2 separate regions of the Homo sapiens genome follow, and region 1 is linked to region 2. A link is a contact called in ENCODE Hi-C or POLR2A ChIA-PET data. All regions are on one chromosome and are shown on one strand. Each heading gives the region's core, a stretch centred on a gene start or an enhancer-like site at or near the end of the contact. The rest is flanking DNA. Distances are from core to core; before and after follow the strand shown.

Region 1 (6,330 bases), core at 384-2,883, 100 kb after region 2:
GGCCTGCTTTAACCCCCATCTGGTAGGTTCCCCAGAGTCCAGCTCTTTCCCTCTAAGGAGATTTGGCTTCCTGTTCCTCCAGCTTAAACATATTTGGCCTGCAAACATGCATGCCATTACTGGCCCCAGCCCATTTGTGAATCAGCATGACGGGGACTGGGCAGGCAGATGCTTCTGAGACTTAGAGCATGTTCCTCCCCTTTGCTGTCTGGTCCTGTGGATCTGTTGGTTCACAGCTGATAGGGTGAACTCACGTGCTTTGTGAAGATTCTTCCCACACCCCACTATTTGACGTGACTCCTTTGGGAGCGGGTGAGTGGATCCTCTTTTCCCAAACCTGCAGTTCTGCCTGGCTCAGCTCACCCAACTTCTAGCACTGTGTTATTCCCTATAAGCACTCTCGGAGGTCAGGGTCCTCACTCCCACTGTTCAGATGGAGAAATCAAGTCGTGTTTTAAATATGAAATTTCACTTCTTTAGGAATCAGTACCAGATCACCAAGTAGCAGTCAAGAGGGAAAGGGGCAGTTTAGAGTCTTAGGAACTTCTCAACGTGATCAGAGAAAAACCACAATCCCAACCACACTGCATCCCACCCCGACCTCATCCCATAGTGGCAGAGGATGCTGGCCTCCATCATGGGGCTGGGCCAGGTATCCAGGGAGAAAGGCCCCTCTACTTTAAACCTGACCCCTGCAAGTGCAGGCCTGCTCTGCCCCAGTGCCCCATGGTGAATGTGAATGGCTTTCAAGAAACAGACAGGGAATGTCATCAATAATAGTGCCAGGTCATATTTTTAAGTCATTTAGGAGTCTGTTCTTTGGCTGCAGCATCATTTCATTTGGATACGCTTCCTTTGTATTTATTCACAGACATCTATCAGAACTCCTGTATGTGCCAGGCACTGTTCTAGATGCTATGGGTCAAATAACACCAAGGAAGGCAAGCACTTGCTGGGCATTCACAATGTTCCTCCCAGGCACATGCTTCTTTCACAGCCATCAGCTCATCGCACCCTCATGCCAGCTCTATGAAGTTGATACTGTCACAACCCCGTTTTACAGATAAGGAAGCTGAGGCCCTTCAAGGTTAGATAACTTCCCCAAGCTCACACCCATAATAAGGAGCCAGGATTCCAGCCCAGGCAACGTGCTAGGAAGTCCACGTTCAAATCCTTTTCCCTAATTCCACTCATATTACACCCTCCTTGGTCCTCATCAAGACAGGAAACAGAATCCTTAAGGAGTCTTCACTTAATTCTGGGGTTCCAATTCCAAAAGCAGAACTCACCCTAGGGTTTTATTTAAAGAGAAACATCTTGCCATCTTGCTGGGGAGGGGGCCGTTTAAGTTTCTTCCCCCAACTCTTCATCCACCCAGAGAAACTTAAGGCCAGGACTGGAAGCTGCTGCTTTGCTAATAAATCAGAAGTCACTGAAGCAGCTGGATGTTATAAATCCCTAAGACAGCGAGACTCGGCCTCACAAGGTGTGGCCTGGACACCGAGGAGGGGCATGTGTTTGAAGGCCCAGCCACAGGCCATTCCCTTGTACCCCCGGGGAGGGCAAAGCCAGGGAATGGGAACGGGAAGATGGGGGAAGTCCAGCCCTCCTGGAAATGTCCCCGCTCTCCCAGCCTGGCAGAGCTGGGCCTGGGGCTGGCCAAGTGTCCTTGGTATGCTAAAGGCATCTGCCCTGGAAACCAGAGGCCCTGGGGCCAGGTCCTGTTGTTCCCAAGGAAGCCTTAGCCACTACAAAAGACTCCTCAATGCCCTCATCCTCCAAGCCAGACTGTGGCCCCCAGAGCCCATCCCTAGGCTTCTAGCAACCTCTGGCCTGGCCTCCCTCTACCTCTGCTTAGTAAAAATCCAAGCAAACCTTGGACACAGGAGACCACGATCTATCATTTCTGTTAGAAAGCAGGCAAGTTGGTGAGCTTTCACTCCCAGGAGAAAGCTCAGATTTCATTATCAGTGAACTTGAGATGAGGGCACAGACTGGGAGCAGTGAACAGCTCTATATTGGAAAACTGTAATTCACAGAGCTCACCCCCTGAACCATGCCTACCTGGATCTGTCACTCAGCAGGTGTGTGGGCGTGGGTGATTCACCAGCTGTCCCTGAGCCTCAGTTTCCCCATCCATAAAGTGGTCATAGCTACAGTAGTGCTGGTAAGAATTGAAGGTCTTAAAGCATTTAGTCAATGCCAGGCATATAGACCCAACCCAGCCTCTGACACCAGCCCTGCTGATCCCAGCTCAGCCACTTACTGGCTGAGAGATCTTGGCTAGCTTTCTTCACCTCTCTGGGCCTCTATGTTCGCATATGCAAAAATGGGGATAATTATAACAAGGCTGTTGTGAGGACTAATTAGTGAGTACAGTGCCTGGTGCAGCGTAAGCACTCACTAAATGTCAATTAATATCATCATCACCAAATGTCTGGTTTGCTTTTTGTCTCAGGAAAGGGCCTAGAACAAATCATCCTGCAGCCCACGGGGTCTGGCTCTGCCCACCGCCCCTTCTTCCTGCAGCTCCTCTCCCGGCCTGGGAACTTCTTCCTGCTGAGCCACCGCAGTGGCTTTCCTGCTGCCCTCTAGTGACCACATCCTGCGGTGCAGCCTCGTAGTCCCGTCATCGCTGCTGTATTCAGAATTCTGGGGCTGTTGGCTACAACCTGATGTGAGGATGCAGCCAGCGGGAGGTGATGTTGCAAGATGCAGTGAGGTGTGAGGATGGCACGCCCACCCGGGCTGCGGCCTCTGCTCCGTGCACCCCCACCCTAGCCGCACCGGGAGAGCCCAGCTGCAACAGGCAGCCTCGCCTTCTCCCAGGGCCTCTCCCGCTCATCTCATGGTGCTCTGGCAGGGAAGGAGCACAGACCTGAATGTCACAGGCAGGACTGGCCCACATGGCCTCCGGATGGGTGACCTTGGACTCACCCCCTGGCCTCTCTGTGCCTCAGTTACACCATAGATCCAGTGATGACTGAAGGGCCTCCCAGTTCTAACCCTGGTGTTCTCTATAATCCCAGGAAGGCCCCAGACTTCATTCTCAGGGACAGTTGGGGCCACCCACACAGCAGACAGGGGGACCCTCCATTGGGAGTGGGAAAAACCCAGTCATCTTCCAGGAGGATTCTAGGGCTGGGCATTTCTGTCCCCCACCTCGGCCTGATCTGTGGCAGCGCCAGGGGGTGGCGGCCCTAGAACCTAGCGGTGCTGCCTTCTGCCAAGTTAGCCCCCACCTCTTGCTGTACAGAAATCCCATGAAACCCAGGGCTGAGGCCTTGTTTCACCTTTTCTGGGCCACAGACCTTTCGAACCACAATCCCTCCCCTTAGAAATGCCATTAGTGCCCACAATTTTACACACACAATTGAGAAGTTTCCCGAACCTCTGAAAGCCCAAGCTTGGGCACCCCACTCTTTCCTAGAAGCTTAACCCCTTCATTATTAACATGTCCAGGGAATTGTCTTTCCAACCGACTATATCAGAGAAGCCTCCTCAGACATGAACGTACTGATAGAAACAGTCACCCAGCATATATAAGTTTCAAAAGCTAGAGCCAGAAAACATGTGTGTAATAGTACACCACCTTTTCAGATTTGTTTAAGGAGGTGGACATGTATATTTGTATATATGCATAAACAATCACTGAAAGAGCTTGCTCTGAGCTAGTAACGGGAGATGTCCCAGAGGGAGGGGGCCTCGAGGAGACTAGGGTGGGAGGAGACACCGTTTACACTGAGCTTTTTGATTCAGTTTGAGTTTATTAATTTTGGGGGACACAGTGAAGCCACTCCATGTAGGAAGTAGAGGGGTGATTGATGACAGGGTGCGGTACTGAAAATCAGCCCTGGCATCTCACTGTGCCTCCCACCCTCCCCCCCCAGGCACTGCCAGCCAGCTCTCCCCACCCCCATTTCCAAGGCACCAGGGTCAAAGGCACTGCTTTTCCGCCAGAAATGGGCTTTGTCTGCTCAGGTGGGCCACTAAGGACAGTAGGCAGCTGGGGACTGCTGAGATACAGGGACGGAGCTGAAATAAAGCTGGATTTCAGAGGGGGCCTGTGGCTATGGGAGCAGCTGAGCCCTGGGATGGGGAAATGACTCTTCTCCCAGACATTTCTCCCTAAAAAACTACTGTGAAGCCCTGGGGGATGAAGAAGCAGCACAGTGAGGGCAGGGCAAGAACCTGAACATCGTCTTTCCGGACAAACTCAGGAGCCATGATGAATGGGGTCCCAAGGCTCTGGGGTCCCAAGAACTGGAGCAAGGGACAAGGGAATGGGACAGGGAGGGAGGAGCTGGCGAACAGGCCTCTAGGATGGAGACTGCAGAGGGGAAATGCTTACTCCCTGACTCTGACGTAGCCAGCACTAATCCCCCATGAATGTTTTAGTTAAGGCTAAAATGCATAAAACAGCAAGGCGTTTTTCTTCCTAAGGAAAATGAGGTGATGAAAATGAAGGCAAGGCAAGGGGAAAACAAGGGTATAAGAGTCTGAAACAACCAGAGGCCAAGTCAGTGTACAAGAGTCACACCATGTGTGGGCTACTGAGCTAGCCAATAGGAAAAGGGAAATATTTCATTTACTTGTTTCACAGGACCCATGAGATAAAGATTAAAGCATCCACTCAAGAGATGTCCAGCTATTCCTGACACTGAATCCAGTGCAAGATTTCTCCCAAGGGAGCTCTTACAGAGCTCTGTGCGTGTGCCACCATGAACTCGTCCTCAAGACTTTGTACCTAAGAAATCCAAAGACGAGTTTCATGGGACAGTGTCCTAGAGCATCCTTCCATGTGAGCAGTATGCCAACACACAATCCAACCAGTGCAACCTTCCAGAGGGGTGAGCTGCTGGGGTCCAGACTCGGCCTCTGTGGTCTAGGTCAGCCCAAGGGACCCCTTCTCTTTGGGGTCATGCCCACCTCAACTTGAAACACTGTGAGGTCTATGGACCCTCTCTCCAGAACCTGGACCACCACAAACATGGTACTTGCGAACAATCCCTAGAATCCCTGGGCCCCACAGGCAGAACCACTACATTTTCTGAGCACCTCCAGTAGGGACAAGCTCTCACAGTCATGGTTTCCAAGACAAGCACCTGGAGAGCAATTGGTCTACCGATTTTTCACCATCAGCAGGGCTGCCCAGCTGCCTCTTATGAGCTCTGGTGTCTCCAGGGCAGAGCACTCCAATGTCCACATGATACCCATGGATGTCTCAAGCCTCCTGGAGAAGGTACCCACAAGCATTCAGGGAGGCAGTCGGAGGGGTAGTTAGGCACCCCAGCTGTGGGGCCACAGAGGCCTGGATTTGAATCCAACTGCTGTTGCCTTATAGCTATGAGGCCTTGCGTGAGGCTCTTAACCTCTATAGGCCTCACTTGTCCTTATGTAGGAAATGGGAGAAACAATCACAGAATCTTTCTAATATTTGGGCAGTGAGACAGAAGGCCGATGGATGCCCACAGCTTAACACAGTGCTAGGCACAGAGCAAATGCTTATTAAGAGCCATGACCATGATTTTTATGGACTACTAAATGCACAGAGGGGCACCATTGGCCTGGAAATGTTTTTAAAAGTTAAAACAGATGCCGTAGCCTGCTCCACTGAAGCGCCAGCAGCCTGCGTGGTTGGAGACCCTGACTGTTGTGGCTGCAGAGACCTTGTCTGGGGTAAGGAAGGCACCTCACATCCTGCCGTGGAGGGTGGGAGTGGGAGGGGGGTGGTCCCAGGCCCGACCTGAGGGGAAAGTTTTCCCCAGCAGTGGGGAGAGTGACTGACCTCCTGGCCACAACACAAGGCCCCAGTGTGCCCAGCTCCTCTGGGGGAGGGATGAGTCAGAAGGTCCCGGTTCCCTGTCTCAGGCCAGTCCTGGTACAGCCTGGCTTGCGGTAGGCGGGACTCTACAGCCCCGACACTGGGCGGAAAAGCCCCGGTTTCCTGTCCCCCGCCCCACCGAGAAGCCACAGCCAGAGTTGGAATAGTACCGAGGCCCCACCCCCTGGACACCGGGGCTCCGGCCCATCCTCCCAGCTTCAAGGATGGGAAACATCAACAGGAGCTGGAACTCAGGCAGCTGCTGCCGGCCAGGCTGGGAGAGGGGCCCGCCTGTCTCTGGATCCAGGAGTCTCCAGCCTGGGCCACCTGCACATTAAGCCTGGCTGGCCCCGTGGGGACGAGGACTGGGGGTGGAGAATGAATAGGACCCAGAGCCTTGAGACTGTCACATGGGATGGAGGAGGCTGCCGACGTGGATACTCAGAGATGATCACAGACCTGGCTTCTGTCAGGGGATGCATCCCACAGGCCAGGGGCTACTGCCA
Region 2 (6,839 bases), core at 883-3,382:
GAGACTCAGCTACATTTCAAACCCATTCCTACCCCCAAGATGCAGCCCACATCCTGTTACCCACCTCCAGGATGAATGAGCTGGGCTGTGTAATAGACTCCTTAGAGGAGCCGCCAGCTCCAGTCTCTTACAGGATTCTCTCAAGGCACCTTCCCCTGACTCAGGAGGAGCCAGAGACACCTGCAGGCCTTGTCAGAACCTGTGGGGTACATGTGCTTGGCCGGCTGTGTGAGCAGGTGCAGGGTGTTCTGTGCACCTGTGGTCATGTGTATCCCTGTGCTGTAGGCCTGCATGTGTGCTGTGTGCATGCAGAGAAATATATGCTGTGGATGCATTTTTAAGTAGTCCATCCGTCTTTGCTCGTGAGTCCCCACTCAAGTCACTCAGTGTCCCTAGATCAACCTGGAAACAAGATTTAGACGAGCCACCTGGAGACACACCTGGGAACCCAACACTCCATTCTGAAGGTTCTAGGATTTCTTGCACTCATGTGCACACACAAATACACCCGTACACATGGTTTCCTTCACCCCTTTGTACTGTTTAAATTAATATCTGTCATCCTCCATAGATTATAAGCATCTTGGGGATGGAGCCCAATTCAGTCCACCTTCAATTCTCCACCCCTGAGCCCTACCCAGCACTTAGCACAGGATTCGGAACAAGTGACTTGCTCAATTTTGTTAAAATGTCTTCAGTTTTAAATGCAGGTTTATGTGTGCATATTTGCACTAGGGGTATGGCTACACACATGTGAGTCTCCTTGCCTGCACTGGTGTGTGCCCACATACTCATGTGTTCAAATAAGCAAGCATGCACAGATGTGCACATCAACTAGTGTGACTAGCACACACCTGTGTGCACGTGTCTTTGAGCATATGTTTGTGTGCTGGCATACCCCTGTATGTGTATGAGCCTGACATATGCCTGTCAATGGACACTGGAGTGTCCCTCTGCATAGCCACTGACATGCACAAGTATTACCACTCATTTCATCATTCATTTAGTTATCACTTGACAAATGTTTAATTAACACCTTCTATGCACCCACCACTGTGCTAGCATTCGGTGAATGAAACGAAGTCCCTGCCTCCACACAGCGTACATCCTGGTGGATGCTTGTACACATGGTGGGTGAGCACACGTGTGGCCTAGGTGCTAACATATGTGCACGTGGCAGCATGTGTATATGCACCATGCGGAGTGGAGCTGGCACCCCTTCCTGATCCAGTTAGTAAGAAAGAGCACTCTGTCTTCCCCCTCCGTGGCTGGAACAGCTCACCTCTGGGGGAGGGGACACTAGGTGCCGGGGATCCCCCACCCCAGCCTGGACCTTGCCCCAGCTGTGACAAGGAGTCAGCCAAAGTGACTCCTCCATGCCAAGGGGCATGGAGGACTTTTAAACCAGGCTGGGGGCCGGCCTAAGAGGCCAGCAGGCCTGGCTGGAGAAGAAAGTAGAGGCAAAGGCCCAGGCATTGTTCTCTCATGTATCCTTCAAGATCACCAGCACGAAGTGGCATCAGGCGTAGCCATAGACAAAGACAGCACTCCTCCAGCAAGCTTGACCATATGGAGGAGGGGGTGGGAGGGGACAGGGGCCAGGCCTTCTGGCTTAGGATGAGCCTAGAGAGCAGCAGAAAGAAAACACAGGCAATACAAGGCCTGGCCCCTAACCTTGCCCATGATGACAGCCCCGCCTTGCTGCACAGCCTTGGAGCCTCTGCCCCATCTGAGGTAAGTGGGGCGGGAGGTCTAGGTGACTTTGAGGGCTGCCCTTCAGGCCTTTCCCTGTGATGACTCACGCTACCCCAGGATTTGGGCCACGGAGGGTGGAGTGAGGCCTGAGTCCAGGTTCTGATGGACATGAACACACAGGAGGAATAAGAAACTAGGTCAGAGGGTTCCTGTAGGGGAATGGTATGTGTCCCAGGGCCTGGCCCAAGGTGCAGCGGCTGTCGTGCCTCTGCCCTGCCTTCCACCTGGGGACCCTTCCACTCATGCATTGTGAAAATTTCCCAATTAAAGATGCTCACACCTACTAGTTAGTGGAGAATACAGAATACACAATCAGATCACCCGTCAGGTCCTGGCTCCGTGTGTCCACGTCCAGCCCTCCAGCACGTGGCTCCTCCGTCTCAGCACCACACCCATGAGCTGCCCCAAGTCTGTTTAGCTGTGCAGTATCTAATCCAAGAGGGCAGGGACTGTGTCCACTTGGTTCTCACACTGTCCCCAGTGTCCGGCACACACAGATCTGGCTGACGGGAGGCACTCAATAAACATTTGTTGAGCAAATAAATTAACTGCATGAACATGTTAACAGTGAATATTCAGGGTCGGGAAATTTCAGATCACTTTTATTTATTTCCTTATACTTTTAAGTCATCTCCATGTTTTCTAAAATGAGCATGTGTTGATTTCATAACCAGACACTTCCCCCCTCCCCAACCAAAAAAAAAGCTTCTAAAAACAGAATAAAGCAGAGCTTCTTCTCCTGCTTCAAGGCCCTACTCCCCAGACACCCTCAGTGACAGCCCGTTTGTCCTCTGGGTTTTCTCAGCACTGCCTGTGGGAATAGCCATGTCACCAAGCAAGTTAGGGACCAGCAGCAGGGCTCCCATCCCCCAGACCAGAGGCTCTCACTGCCTCATCTTCTCATGTCCACCGCTGAGTTTTGTTTTAAATGTTTGTTAAATCCCAGCTCTACCATTCACTCGCTTGGTGCTGCTGGGTGAATGACTCAACATCTTAGTGCCTCTGTTTTCTCATCTTTAAAAGGGGAATACTGCTAGTATCTACCCCATGGGGTGGGTGGGAGAACTAAGTGCACATAACGCACTTAGCACCATGTCCGCCTGAGGGTAAGCACTCAATAATTGTCTGTCTGGTTGGTTTCGATTTCTTTTATTAAGTCCTTCTCACAAGCCACAATAAGGGTTCTGCGTCTGTCATCAAGCTTAGTTCCCACAATGCTAGCAAGTCAGGCTTGTGATTGGACCCATATTGCAAAAGAGGAGCCAAAGGCTTAGACAATCAAGTCACTTTCCCCAAAGTCGCACAGCAAGGAGGCCACAGCATTGGGATTTGAATCTAGATCTGTCTGACTCCAGACCAAGTGCTCCTGAAGTTTCAAATTCCATCTATGAGGAGAGGCCAGGGTGGGATAAGTTTGAGCTATAGGACAAGGCTCTGTGTCTTGGAAGGGTAGAGGGACAAGAGAGAAGATGGCCAAGAGAGGTTAAGCCTGGAGCTCCTTCCCTACACCCAGTAGTATACACTGAATACGGAGTGGCCACTGATTTGCCAGGGACAGCAGCTGTGGGGCTGGGAAGAATCCTTGGACTTGACCTCCCTGCTTCCCTCAGCAAGACCAGCATTCAAATCCCAGCATGGGTCATTCATTCCATCCTCCCCTTTACTCATTCATTCATCCATTCATTCACTTCCCTAACAATTATTTGTTGAGTACCTGCTATGTGCTGAATAACATTCTAGGCCCTAGAGATAAGTAGTGAACAAAATAGTGGAGTTTACATTCTAATGCAGGAGACAGGCAGTACGCATCTTAACAAGGCAGCGAACAGGTCAGATGTTGATGGGATCCCTTCATTGATGGAGAAGGTAAGGGGAGAGGAAGTGCCAGCGCTGGCACTCTGTTTCCTATCAGTGGTCAGGAAGGACCTTGCTGAGCAAAGATCTGTAGGAAGTGGAGGAGTAAGCCATGGGCACCACTAGACAAGAGGGTGGTGGGCAGAGGGAGCTGTATCCACTATGCTCCTCGTCTACCCATCCATCACTGTTCTGCCATCCTGTCGTCCTCTACTAACTATTAGAGGTTATAATCTCTCATTTTCACTACACCCCTCTGATACAGGCATCATTAGGATTCACCTTTCAAACATTAAAAACAGAGGCTCAGCAAAGCCCTGTGACTCTCCCACGGGCTGGGGGAGGTAGGCAGCCCAGGTCCCTCCAGGACACCTCCCCTCCCCGGCTCTGTCCTGCTTGCTGCCCAGAAAGGCTGTGATTCAGTGACCTGCACTAAGGGGATGGAGCAGGACTTGGGGGGGCCGTAGAGCTGCAGTTCAGGGAAGATTCTGGAGCCAGACTTCCTGGGTTCACATTCAGCTCCACTAAGTTCCTGCTGCATGGTCTAGCTCTCTGTCTCCATTCCCTCCTCTGATAAATGAGGATGATCACAGAACTACTTCTACAGTTGCTGTAAGGAGTAAGTAACTTACATAAAGAGTTTACGACAGAGCCTGGTAAGTGCGATGTGAGTGTCAGCAGTTCTGTGACTGGCTGGGGTCGGGCAGGGGAGCTCTGAGACCAGCTACCCAGGGATTTGGGAGCTGGACAATGCCAAGGTCCTGCGTCAGCCCAGGGCTCTGGCTCACACTGGGCCCTCTGTCTCAGAGACTCTGATCCTTGCCTGTCCTTGGCTGACCAGAGGGGAGGTGCCAGGCGTGGGATGGGGGTACGTTCCTGAGGGCTGAGGTCTGGAGTGGGAAGGGGAGGGGCAGAGAAGGCAGAGTGGGACAGCAGGGACTCCTCTCTAACAGAAGCCCAGTGCTGTCCAGAGGTCAGGAAAGGTGGAGCCACTCCCAGCCCCAGGGAATGAATCATGATTGGTCTAAGCCAATCCCAGTAACCCCAATGACTATGCTTTGTTCGGGGAGAGAGGGCAGGTGGTGCAATTTTGGCCAGCAAAACAAAAGAAAATGTCTGCTGGGGGACTTCTGGGAAAAGTTTCTTTGCTCTTGAAAAGAAATGAGTCACAAGAAGCAAGTTGTTTTCTGCCTCTGGCTGCAGCTATAAGGCTGTGATACTTGGAGCAGTGGCAGCCACCTCATGACCATGAGGGAACAGCCCACCCTGAGGATGGAAGAGAGAGAAAAGGGAAAACAAAAACCATGGCCTCAGGGGATGTTGCTGAGTCATGGAATTAAGCAACGCTGCCTCTGGAACATCTCGTCCTATGAGATAACACATTTTCTTTATGGTTGATGCCTGCAGTGGTCGATTCTTCTATTACTTGCTGCCTAAAGCACCCTGACTCAGCATCTTAGCCTGACCTCCTCTTTCTGGCTTGGGTCCATGTGGGTGCTCAGGTGAGGAATGGGGCTGGGTCAGACCAGTGCCCTTTTCTGTACAGACAAGGGACTTCAGGCAGGTAGGAAGACCCCACCCCACCCCCCAAGATCCTGGATCCCAGGAATGAGTGTAGAGCCCAGGAAAGTTACTTACCTGAACTCAAGAGGGACTTGTATTAGTCTGTTTTCATGCTCCTGATAAAGACATACCCAAGACTCGGCAATTTACAAAAGAAAGAGGTTTATTGAACTTACAGTTCCACGTGGCTGGGGAGGCCTCATAATCATGGCAGAAGGTGAAAGTCATGTCTCACATGGTGGCAAACAAGAGAAGAGAGCTTGTGCAGGGAAAGTCCCCTTTTTAAGACCATCACATCTCATGAAACTTATTCACTATCACAAGAACAGCATGGGAAAAACCTGCCCCCATGATTCAATCACCTTCCACCCGGTCCCTCCCACAACATGTGGGAATTCAAGATGAGATTTGGGTGGGGACACAGCCAAACCATATCTGAGCTACAGGTGCCTCTTCTGCCCAGTGACCTAGAAGGTTATGTTTCTCACCCTTGAGTCTTTGGGGACTTGAGGCTTCAAGATCATGCTGGGCTTGAACTGACGGTGCCTGTTTGGGACCACATGGGCAAAGGCAGGCGGGAGGATACAAGCTGGGCTCCCCACCATCCTCGGCTGCTGTAGGAAGGAGACACAGCAAGCAGGCCTTGATTACAGGGCTGTACTTGAGGAGCTCTAGGAGCCCCTTCTGCTGAGACACAAGAATAATTAACCTACAAGGGAGTCCTTTATAAACTGTAATGTACAGTTCACATATCAAGTGCTCATATAACATGACGCTGGTACCTGACACATGACGGGCACTTCATGGATATTTGTTGGTTTCATGAATAAATGAATGAGTGGATGAGTACTGACTGATGTCATGAATGAATGAATGAGTGAATCCTAGTGTCATTACTATTATGGGATGTATTCGTCATTACTCCCAAAACTTAGAGGCTTAAAACAATACACGTTTACCATCTCACTGTTTCTGTGGTTCAGGAATCCAGACATGGCTTGACTGGGTTCTAGCTGCAGGATCTCTCACTAGGAGGGCCTTGTTGATAAATCAGGGCTGGCTCAGCCCTCCATCCCCTGCCTATAAGTTCTCCAAGGCCCAGCATGAGCCTCTCATGAGGCAGGCATCCTCGCATGTGGTAGGCATCCTCAATTGTGCTAAGCCCCAGACCCCAGGGTTCAGGCTGCCACTGGGACTTCTAGAGTATATGCCCCACCTTTGAGGGCTGGTCAGAGCTTGTTGGGAAGGCCTCTTCCTCCCCCAAGTTACTCTCCAACTGGTCAAGAGACCCTAAGTAAGACCAGATAGCGAGTTGTTTCTTGGGAGCAAGACTCGGTCTTGAAGCTGGTTGGTTCACATTGTATTTTAGCAGATGTTCAGAATCAGCCACCTGCCTTGGTTCTACCACCCTAGGACCAGGAGCCTAGGCTAGCTAGAGAGACCCTGGCCCTGACCCTGGCTCAGGGCCAGGACCAGGGCAGACAAAGTGGGGAGTCTCTCCAGGAAGCCGTAACGACTAGGGGTTTGTGCTCACACCATCACCATCTCCTCCTTTTTCAGCATTTCCAAGCCCCAATCACCCAAATGACCCCACAGTTCCCTCCACCCACCTGCCCCACCCAGAATCCACTGCTGAGGGTTATCATGCCTCCCTGGGGCCTACCAAG

The links. Hi-C counts contacts between places; a loop is a spot of excess contacts on that map. ChIA-PET counts read pairs that join two places held with the same protein, here RNA polymerase II (POLR2A). Pooled maps may share reads with other maps.
Region 1: a loop to region 2 is called in a map of K562, with 2.2 times the contacts of the local background. The contact joins two enhancer-like sites. A Hi-C loop is called at or near these places in 8 of 168 maps with a recorded cell type or tissue (K562, dorsolateral prefrontal cortex, heart left ventricle and 4 more) and 1 of 50 pooled maps. POLR2A ChIA-PET finds 5 or more read pairs at or near these places in 1 of 52 experiments (MCF 10A).

Annotation. Positions count from the first base shown.
Region 1 is chr11:45,652,843-45,659,172 of GRCh38, forward strand. The region is part of intron 1 of CHST1 (carbohydrate sulfotransferase 1); the gene reads right to left. Among named protein-coding and RNA genes, the nearest start is that of CHST1, 9.6 kb to the right of the region's middle. Within about 2 kb of position 1,634, at least 3 of the 41 ENCODE cell types and tissues checked have a DNase peak (open chromatin) inside an H3K27ac peak, as active enhancers do.
Region 2 is chr11:45,552,604-45,559,442 of GRCh38, forward strand. No RefSeq gene overlaps it. Among named protein-coding and RNA genes, the nearest start is that of CHST1, 110 kb to the right of the region's middle. Within about 2 kb of position 2,133, at least 2 of the 41 ENCODE cell types and tissues checked have a DNase peak (open chromatin) inside an H3K27ac peak, as active enhancers do.